Regions from separate parts of the Homo sapiens genome. Here region 2 is linked to region 1. A link is a contact called in ENCODE Hi-C or POLR2A ChIA-PET data. All regions are on one chromosome and are shown on one strand. The core of a region is the stretch at or near the end of the contact, and the rest is flanking DNA. Distances in the headings are between cores, read along the strand shown.

Evidence for each region. Hi-C counts contacts between places; a loop is a spot of excess contacts on that map. ChIA-PET counts read pairs that join two places held with the same protein, here RNA polymerase II (POLR2A). Pooled maps may share reads with other maps.
Region 2: a map of heart left ventricle shows a loop between it and region 1 (15-fold over the local background). The contact joins two enhancer-like sites. A Hi-C loop is called at or near these places in 87 of 168 maps with a recorded cell type or tissue (A673, B cell, CD14-positive monocyte and 53 more), 37 of 37 single-sample maps with no recorded cell type and 48 of 50 pooled maps. POLR2A ChIA-PET finds 5 or more read pairs at or near these places in 6 of 52 experiments (BJ, HepG2, MCF 10A and 3 more).

What each region holds. Positions count from the first base shown.
Region 1 is chr2:74,692,336-74,696,522 of GRCh38, forward strand. It overlaps a transcript of SEMA4F not described here. Among named protein-coding and RNA genes, the nearest start is that of SEMA4F, 40 kb to the left of the region's middle. Within about 2 kb of position 2,146, at least 2 of the 41 ENCODE cell types and tissues checked have a DNase peak (open chromatin) inside an H3K27ac peak, as active enhancers do.
Region 2 is chr2:74,873,988-74,878,712 of GRCh38, forward strand. It overlaps HK2 (hexokinase 2), which reads left to right. Exons shown (of 18, transcript NM_000189.5): 7 at 279-462; 8 at 3,179-3,334; 9 at 4,701-4,725. Among named protein-coding and RNA genes, the nearest start is that of LINC01291, 33 kb to the right of the region's middle. Within about 2 kb of position 2,229, at least 10 of the 41 ENCODE cell types and tissues checked have a DNase peak (open chromatin) inside an H3K27ac peak, as active enhancers do.

The DNA.
Region 1 (4,187 bases), core at 896-3,395:
AACTAGCTGTCTGAAATACAAGGCAGGGACCCAAGGGAGGAAACACATATGGGGGACATTTAAGGTCCCAAGAGACCGGGGATGAGGTGACAGGACCTGGTATGCTCTGCCTATGACCTTCAGCCCCATTGTGGGGCTGAGAAGCCTGGCATTTGGAGGCTTCAGACTGCCACAGGGATCTCCAAATTCACCCACTGGGGAGGCAAAGGCTTCTGTTGGATGTGTGGCAAGGAGGAGCCCTCTTCACTCAGGCAAGGTGGGCAGGCTTCAGAGGGCTGGGAGTTCTTTGCAAACAGCTAGGATAGGGCTAGGACTGGGTATGAGTACTGAGGACAGGGGCCATGGTCACCTGGGAAATCAAACCCAGAGTAAGCTTTTTTGGAGCCCACAGATCTGAGGCTTCTGTTCAGAGGGGCAGGGACCAGGCAGAGCAGACCAGCTTGGTTTTTCACAAAGGTGGGAGTGAGTTGGAAAGTGGCCTTAGGTCACAAACACTAGCCACTTTAAGAGAAATGCAGCTCATCTCACTGACCTTGAAATGAGTTTTGCATGTGCACACACGAGTGTGTTTATTTGTGGGTGAAAGAAATTTATCTAAACAATTACATACATATGCTCGTAATAAAGCATTTAGGACATGCTGAAAAGTAAATAAAAATAAGAATCACTTCAAAACCCATAGGCCAGAGATACAATCTGTAAATATATTTTGGTGGATTTCCTTTCAGACTTTTCTCTATGTATATATTCAACATAGGGATATAAATAGATATTTTCAATAAACATAGTATGATACTATTTTGTAAACTGCTTCTTCCATTTGATACTATATCTTGGGTACTTTTCCACAATAAAATGTTATTCTATATCATCATCCTGCATAGGATTCTGTTGCTTGATATTTCTTATTTTAACTAACCTTCCATTGATTAACATCACATCATTTGAAAATAATACATTTGTTTCTTTCTTCTCTTTCTTATTTCAGCATGTTGGCTGGAACTTCCAGAACTGGCCCAGACAGAACTCATTCTTGACTTGAACCTGATTTTATAGCAGTGCCTTTAGTATTTCACCATTGTTTTTCACACTTCCTCTTGGTTTCTAATAGGTTTGTAATACAGAGGGAGTCTTTGCATTACCTCTAACACTAACAGGGTTTTATATTTTTCTTTTAAGAGGATAGGATGGATGTTGAATTATGTCAAATATCTTCATAAGCAGCCAGTAAGATGATGGTATAGTTTTTCTCCTTTAGCCTGTGAATGTCCTAGTGCTGAAGCCACGTTGGTTCCTAAGATCATCCCTGTGTTAGTGGTTTTGCAGATCGGGAAGGTGAAGTTGTTGCCTTGAAAATATTTCAGAAAAGGTAGCATGCTTTATAACCTGTGCTATACCTGCTCTTTTTAACTGTAAATCAAGGAAATTGTCCTCTATCAGTTCATAGGGTGTTTCCTCATTTTTTTTTTATTGCTACAGTGTTCCTTTGTGTGGTTGTGTCATAGTTTGTTTATTCAACCAGTTCCCAGTAGTGATAGATATTTGAGGTGTTTCCAGTCTTCTGCTGCAGTAAGCAACCCCATAAATCCATTATTTTGTAGGTGTGTGGATATACTTTAAAGTAAATTCTCAGAAACGGGACTGCTGTGTTAGAATGAACCAGGAAGCTTTCAGCCTTTTAGAGATAGATTACTAACAGATAAACTCTGATAGACTCAGGTAAACAGAGTTTAGACAACTTGGCTATAATATATTCCTATGTTTGATAAAACATCTGCAGACAAGACAGTTGAGCCTGGAATTGCTGCACGTGTGTGTGCATGTGTGTGTGCGTGCTTCTTTCATACCTTTTATGCTTTCTTCTTGATATTCATGCTTTCTCATAGCGATTCACATCCTTCAGTCTCTCATTTTTTTTAATGCACTTAGATTTTCCAGCACATGATGGAAGCAAGGAAGGTGATGAAATCATTGTTAGACATTGAGCAGCTTGGGGCCAGACACCTTGGCAGGTGCTCTGAGTATATTATTTCGAACTCTCATTTCAACCACACCAAGAGCCCTTTTGAACTCTTTTTACAAAATGAGGAACCCAGAGCTCAGTTTGCTCAAGGTCCCCAGCTAGGAAGTAGTAAATGCAGAGTTTGAAGCCAAGTCTATCTGCTCCACAGCCATATCCTCTTTATTAGCCACACCCATCCAGGATTTTTCCCCCAGCGTTCCTATTCCCAGTCATTCCCAGCTAACAATGAGTTGGGAAAGACTGATGCGTGGTGACATGTCCTAATAGTTAAAAACAATACCATTCAGCTTCTGGCTTATTCTTTTAAATAACAGCTCTGTGTTGCTATCTTCATTTTGATGCCAATCAGGTAAAATTAACAAACACTTGTGGAACATCTTTCAGGTGGAAAGCATGAGGCTAGTTGCTGTAGGGAATACAGAAGTGTAAGTCAAGACTTATGCTGGACAAGCTGAAGCTTAGTCTTGCCAAGCAATATGTACATTGACTGGTTAATGTAGCCTGTTTCTTTTTAGTGCTGAATAATATTCTATTGTCTGGATGTGCTGCAGTTTATTTATCCACTCGCCTCCTAAAGGACATCTTGGTTGCTTCCAGGTTTTGGCAATTATGAATGAAGCTGTTATAAACATACATGTGCAGGTGTTTTTGTGGATATGTTTTCAACTCCTTTTAGTAGATACTGAGGACTGTGATAGCTGGGAGGAGAATTTTTTTTATTATTTGAAATTTTGTTTTTGAACTAAAATGGTTTTTAAGGAATAAAAAGAGGAAAATTGTTGTGCTGGGATCTCTGCGTGTCTCAGCAGGTTATAGCAACACTGTCCACAACAGCATCAGACACTCAGCCAGATGTGAGTCGAGTTGCCTCCCGTGTAGCTGGGAGCAGACTCAATTGCAGAGCTGGTGTCTTATACTCGTAGAGCTCCTCTATCCTCCTTGAACCTTCAGGCTCTGTCTCCATGCTTCTCACACAATGATCTCCTTTGCACAACCTCAGAGCACAACAGTGCTTCTTTTCTGCACAGAGCACTCCCCTGTCTGGACTTTTGTCGTCCTCAGCCTTGCCTTTTTCTCTCCAAATGTAGCAGAGCAGTTGGCTCACCTTGTTTTCCATATCCTCTACCCATGGATTTCTGTTATCCCTACTCCCTCATCCCTACAACCCTCAACAGAAGTAAATCCAAATCAATGAATAAAACAACTGGACTTTGTCATATAGAGGGTAATTCCCCAAGAAACAGGACGCTGTATTAAACTCTTTCAAAAGAGTAAATGAGTTACCTTTTATATGACCAAATTGCTTTCTAAAAGGACTAATCCAAGTTAAAGTGCAAATTTAAAAGCCTCTGAATAAAGCCTAAGAGAGAAGTACATGGCATGGACGATTGACAAATATAATCCAAGAGCAGGAAGTAACCAGATATGAATTGTGAGATGCTGGGAATTCTCCCGAAGTTGGTGTCAAACATACTCATTAAACTTGATACTGTCTGTACAACGAAAGGGCACAGAAGGGAGTGGTAATACAACACAGGGTGCGATCCAGGAAAATACCTTATTTATAGAAGAGCAAGGCTGTAAGGGACTGAGAGCATACAGGGCCACCCTAGTCTCACAGCTGAGCAAATTCAGGGAAGCCAGGGCCCCACCTAAAATCAAATCTGAACCTCTGCCACCTAGTTCAGCACTCTTTGCCCATTTAGAAGGCATTCTGAAGTGATTTTGAAAAAATCTTTATTAATTTCTTTTTTGCAAAGTTAAAATATTCATGATTAAAAATATATATATAAAAGTTTGTATACTGAAAAACATCTCTCCTGCCTCTTTTTTTTTTTTTTTTTTTTTTTTAATTGAGACGGAGTCTCACTCTTTCGCCCAGGCTGGAGTGCAGTGGTATGATCTTGGCTTACTGCAACCTCCACCGCCCAGGTTCAAGCGATCCTCATGCCTCAGTCTCCCAAGTAGCTGGGACTACAGGTGCCTGCCACCATGCCCAGCTAATTTTTTTGCACTTTTAGTAGAGACGGGGTTTCATCATGTTGGCCAGGCTGGTCTCAAACTCCTGACCTCAGGTGATCCACCCACCTCGGCCTCCCAAAGTGCTGGGATTACAGGCATGAGCCACCGCGCCCGGCCCTGCCTCTCTTATTAATTTCTTCTG
Region 2 (4,725 bases), core at 979-3,478, 180 kb after region 1:
GGGGGTGTGGGCTGGAAAGGGAGAAGGGGCCCATGGGCTGGGTGTTCCTTTGTAGTTCATATTAGAAGATAATGGTCCAGTCACTTTGGAGAGCCGAGCAGGGACTCATGGAGTTGGGGGTGGCAGAAGATTAGACCATGTATTGTGATGCCCCCAGAGTCTGCAGTGAGAAATCCCAGCCATCCTGGCCGGGCAGTCTCGGGACAGTAGTATAAGAGGGAAGAGGGGTGGGAAGGGGCCGGAGCAGGCGTGTGCATAGCCGTCCCTTGTTTTGGCAGGCACGGGCAGCAACGCCTGCTACATGGAAGAGATGCGCCACATCGACATGGTGGAAGGCGATGAGGGGCGGATGTGTATCAATATGGAGTGGGGGGCCTTCGGGGACGATGGCTCGCTCAACGACATTCGCACTGAGTTTGACCAGGAGATTGACATGGGCTCACTGAACCCGGGAAAGCAACTGTGAGTAGGCCCTTCCTGTGCGAGTGGGCTTGGCGGGGGCCTGGAGCTGAGTCTGGGGCTGGTCGGGGCCAGGGGGTTGTTTCTTTACAGTCTTACATCCCCAAAGCTTGCCAAGGTGGCCACTGGTCATAGGAATGTCTGTGACTATAAATTGCTGAGAGGATCTAAAACAGAGAGCAAGCGGATATACCAGATTATAGCTAATAATGTGTTTCCTTCACAGGAGTCATTTTGGAAGGTTCTATTCTGAGTGTAAGTGGGTGGCCCTGCTCTTTCTTTCCACCTTCTATTTGTAAATTGTCCATGGGAACTGTGAGCCACCTAAGGAAAGTTGTGTTGAGGTGGCCAAGATTGGGGTCTCTGAAAGCTCCTTTCATAGCTCCAACTCCATCACCACCCAGAGGACAGGCTGACAGCTGGCTGCTCATTGCTGCTCCCTGGGGTCCCAGGGCCTCCTGCTGCAGCTGCAGGCAGACCCATGGCCCCTGGAGACATTGGCTGAGGAGCTTCCTTGGCCTCCTTCACTTGGACCTTGGCCCAACTATGTCCTGGGATGGATTGGAGGAGGGGCGTCTAGCATTTTGGATCCTGAATATTGTATTCTCCAGCCTGGCCTGCCTTTGTTTTTAGTTGCTTTTATCTCTTACAAAACCTTATTTCACCCTCACAAACATTTGCCAAATGTGCGTGTGAAAGATCTTGAAACAGGGATTGCTTCAAGGTCTGAAGCAGTTGCAAAATATTTTGAGCAATACAGATCATCTCTGGTCTTGTGACTGTTGTAGAAAAGCTTTTCGTGCAGATCTCTACTTGGACAGGAAAATTGAACCCTATAAATCAAGTCAGTGGTGGGTAACCCAGGAGAGTCCTTGCTTTCGTTTTTTTTTTTTTTTTTTTGAGACAGAGTCTCTCTCTGTTGCCCAGGCTGGTGTGCAATGGCGCAATCTTGGCTCACCGCAATCTCTGCCTCCCGGGTTCAAGCGATTCTCCTACCTCAGCTTCCTGAGTAGCTGGGATTACAGGCGCCTGCCACCACGCCCAGCTAATTTTTGTATTTTTATTAGAGACAGGGTTTCACCATGCTGGCCAGACTGGTCTCGAACTCCCGACCTCAGGCGGTCCGCCCTCCTCGGCCTCCCAAAGTGCTGGGATTACAGGCGTGAGCCACCGCGCCCGGCCTGAGAGTCCTTGCTTTGTCAAAGCATGGTTTATTTATCTAAGTCACAAGCTTGTTTCACATGTTGAAATGAGTCCTTTACTTGAAATTTCTGAGGATCATACTGGTTGTGTCTGCCATGGCTGATGAGAGGTTTATGAGCTGAAAAGTCACTCAGTGCCTGCCTCCATGAATGAGGCACACCCAAGTCATTCCGAGGAACTAAAGGCCCTTTCAAATGTCAAAAGACAAATTTGCCAGCCAGACCATGACAGCACACCCCCGGCTTATCCTTTGACACCCACCAAATTGTCATCCATGGTAGCCCTGAAGTCACTACAGACAATTTTTGTCCCCTCTAATATATTTCCAAGTAAGTATCTTCCAAATGTTGACTGGAACAAAGTGTTTTTAAAAACTAGAATAAAAACTTAGCAACACGGAGTTCCTTACTGTTGAAGCCAGGCTCCCATCCACGCTGGTTTCCTTCTCCTGAAGCTCTGCCTGTGTGGGTGCACTAACATTTAAAATGCGCGCTGTCATCTTCACAATTTTGCCAGCTCTCAGTTAGCCCTGATGCTGCTGTACTCGGCCTTGGGTCTTGAGCAGGCTGCTTCCTGGAGGCCTGGGTTTCCTCTCGGAAAGGTAACCTTGGAATCCCTTCCACATCTCAGTCCTGGGCCTCCTCCTCGCTGGGGCTCATCCTAGTTAGTGGCAGCAGGCCCATGTGCCTCCTCTAAGACACAGGTTCTTTCTCAAACACCCAGAAATGGGCCTTTTGTCAAAAAGAATTATCACCAGGGCTTGGTTTCCTCTCAGTTCTAGTCAGAAAGACCAATTATGAAAGAAAACAGTGCCACCTAGTGTTAAAATTAAATCACCGGACCGCACTGCTGGTTTGGGGGCCGTCCCCTGCCTTTCTAAAACATCTTGTCACCTGCCTGCTTAGAAGCCTGTTTCACTCCCAGACCCCTGAGACCTGTCATTTAGAGCTCGGAGCCCAGTGCAGATTCCTCTATCCCAACCTGCCTTTATAATGTTGCCCCATCATCCCCTGCCCCAGGTGGTTTTCACACCATTTTCTCTGGAGCCCATGAACGGCTTGCAGGGGTGGACAGTATGAGCTGATGAGTTTCTAGGCCTGTGCTACATATCTAATCAGATCGCCTTTTTTCTCTTGTAAATAAATATTGGGCTATGTAAGATATTAATTTTAAAAATGATTTCCTGGCTAGAGAAGAATTTTAAAGATTACCACCCTACGCATAACTTTACCTAAAATACAGGCTGTTCCAGAATGTTCCATACTCCCTGTGTGTTTCATTTGGCTGCTTAAGTTTCATTTATTCTTCTCCATAGGTCAAGGCCCATCAGCCTGCAGGGACAACCCAAGCCAGCCCCTCTGAGCCGTCACCTCTCCACGTATCTTACTCCTGGGCCGTGCTGCACACATTAACCCTTAGTTGTGAAGTTGCACGTGTGCGCATCTTGCTTCAACAGGGAAGCTATGAGTACATGGGCAGTGGGGACTTTATGTTTTTGGTTTGTGTCTTCCGGCAGGTTTGAGAAGATGATCAGTGGGATGTACATGGGGGAGCTGGTGAGGCTTATCCTGGTGAAGATGGCCAAGGAGGAGCTGCTCTTTGGGGGGAAGCTCAGCCCAGAGCTTCTCAACACCGGTCGCTTTGAGACCAAAGACATCTCAGACATTGAAGGGTGAGCTTCTGGCCAGCCCCCTCTATTTGCTGGATCACCACACGAGTTGACGGGTAGTTGGGGAATGAGGAGGGGGCTGTACCTTTTGACTCTTCAAGTATAGACTGCAAGAGGGTCTCACATGACGTGGACCATGGCGGGCCTGTGGCTTCACTTCACTTACCAGTCTCCACTCTTGTCGATTTCGATTGTGATTGCTACCAGTGACTCATGGTACTGGGAACGGTGGTTGGCCTCCATATGCAGGGACTTGGGCTGTTGCACTGGGTTTAAAGCTGGAGGACCCCAGAGGGCCCCCGAAAGACTTAGCTGCATCTGCCTCCTTTTCCTTCTCCTGAAGCTCTGACATCTGATTCCCTATTGGCAATTCTCAAAAAGGACTCTGTCATGACCCCTGCTTCATAATAGAAAGCTAGGTCTTTGAATTGGCCAGAGATATAGCTACCCAATTAATTCTAATAAGCAGAGCTGGGGCCTGCATTTTCACAGCCCAGCAGGGGCAAGAGTGAGGATGGCTTGATTTTTGTTGTTGTTAACAATATCCCAAGAGTCAGGCGGGCCTCGTTTACTGTTCTTGAGATTTCCACTTGTAGATTGAAGAAGTCCTGGTGTTTCAGGGACCAGATGGTGGAGAGGAGGTGTCTTTGGAGCCAAATGGAGCAGTGGAACAGTGCCAATGACTTTGTTTTAAGGGGAAACTCTTGAAGGAATGGGGCCTACTTGTTGCTATACCCCAAGGTGATGCAAGTACCCCAAGGTGATGCAAGATTTAGTTCCCTTGAGAAGGGTGCTAAGGTTATAGCACTAGCCCCTTACCAACCATCTTTAGACACAAGCTAAAGCAGTGCCAAGTCCATGGTGAAATGCAATAGACTCCTACTGCTTTAGAGAGAGAAACCAGGTGGGCATCACCGCAGGGTTCACATGTTGAGAGTGGCTGACAGCAGAGACACTGTCTGTCTCCCCTAACACAAGCAGATGTAACACAAACTCTCACACACACAACTTGGTGGTAAAGCACCAAGAACAGGGCCTTGTTTTTACATAGCACATGCATAAGAAATACTTGTGTTTCTCAACTCCGTGTGTCTCTGTGTGTGTGTGTGTGTGTGTGTGTGCGCACGCACATGCGTGTGCGTGTGTGTGTGGTGTCTGGGAGAGGAGCCTCAGGGTGGCTGTGCTATATTTTGCACCCCCTTCCTCCTCCTCCTGCCCCTGCACAGGTGGACTAAGCAATGAAGAGGGATTCTGTCCCCACTGGGTGGTGAATTTGCTGGAACTAAAGGGCTTCCTTGCCACCCCCCGACACACACACTGGCCACAGTGGGTCAGACACAGGCCCACATGCTATCTTTCTGTTTCCCAGGGAGAAGGATGGCATCCGGAAGGCC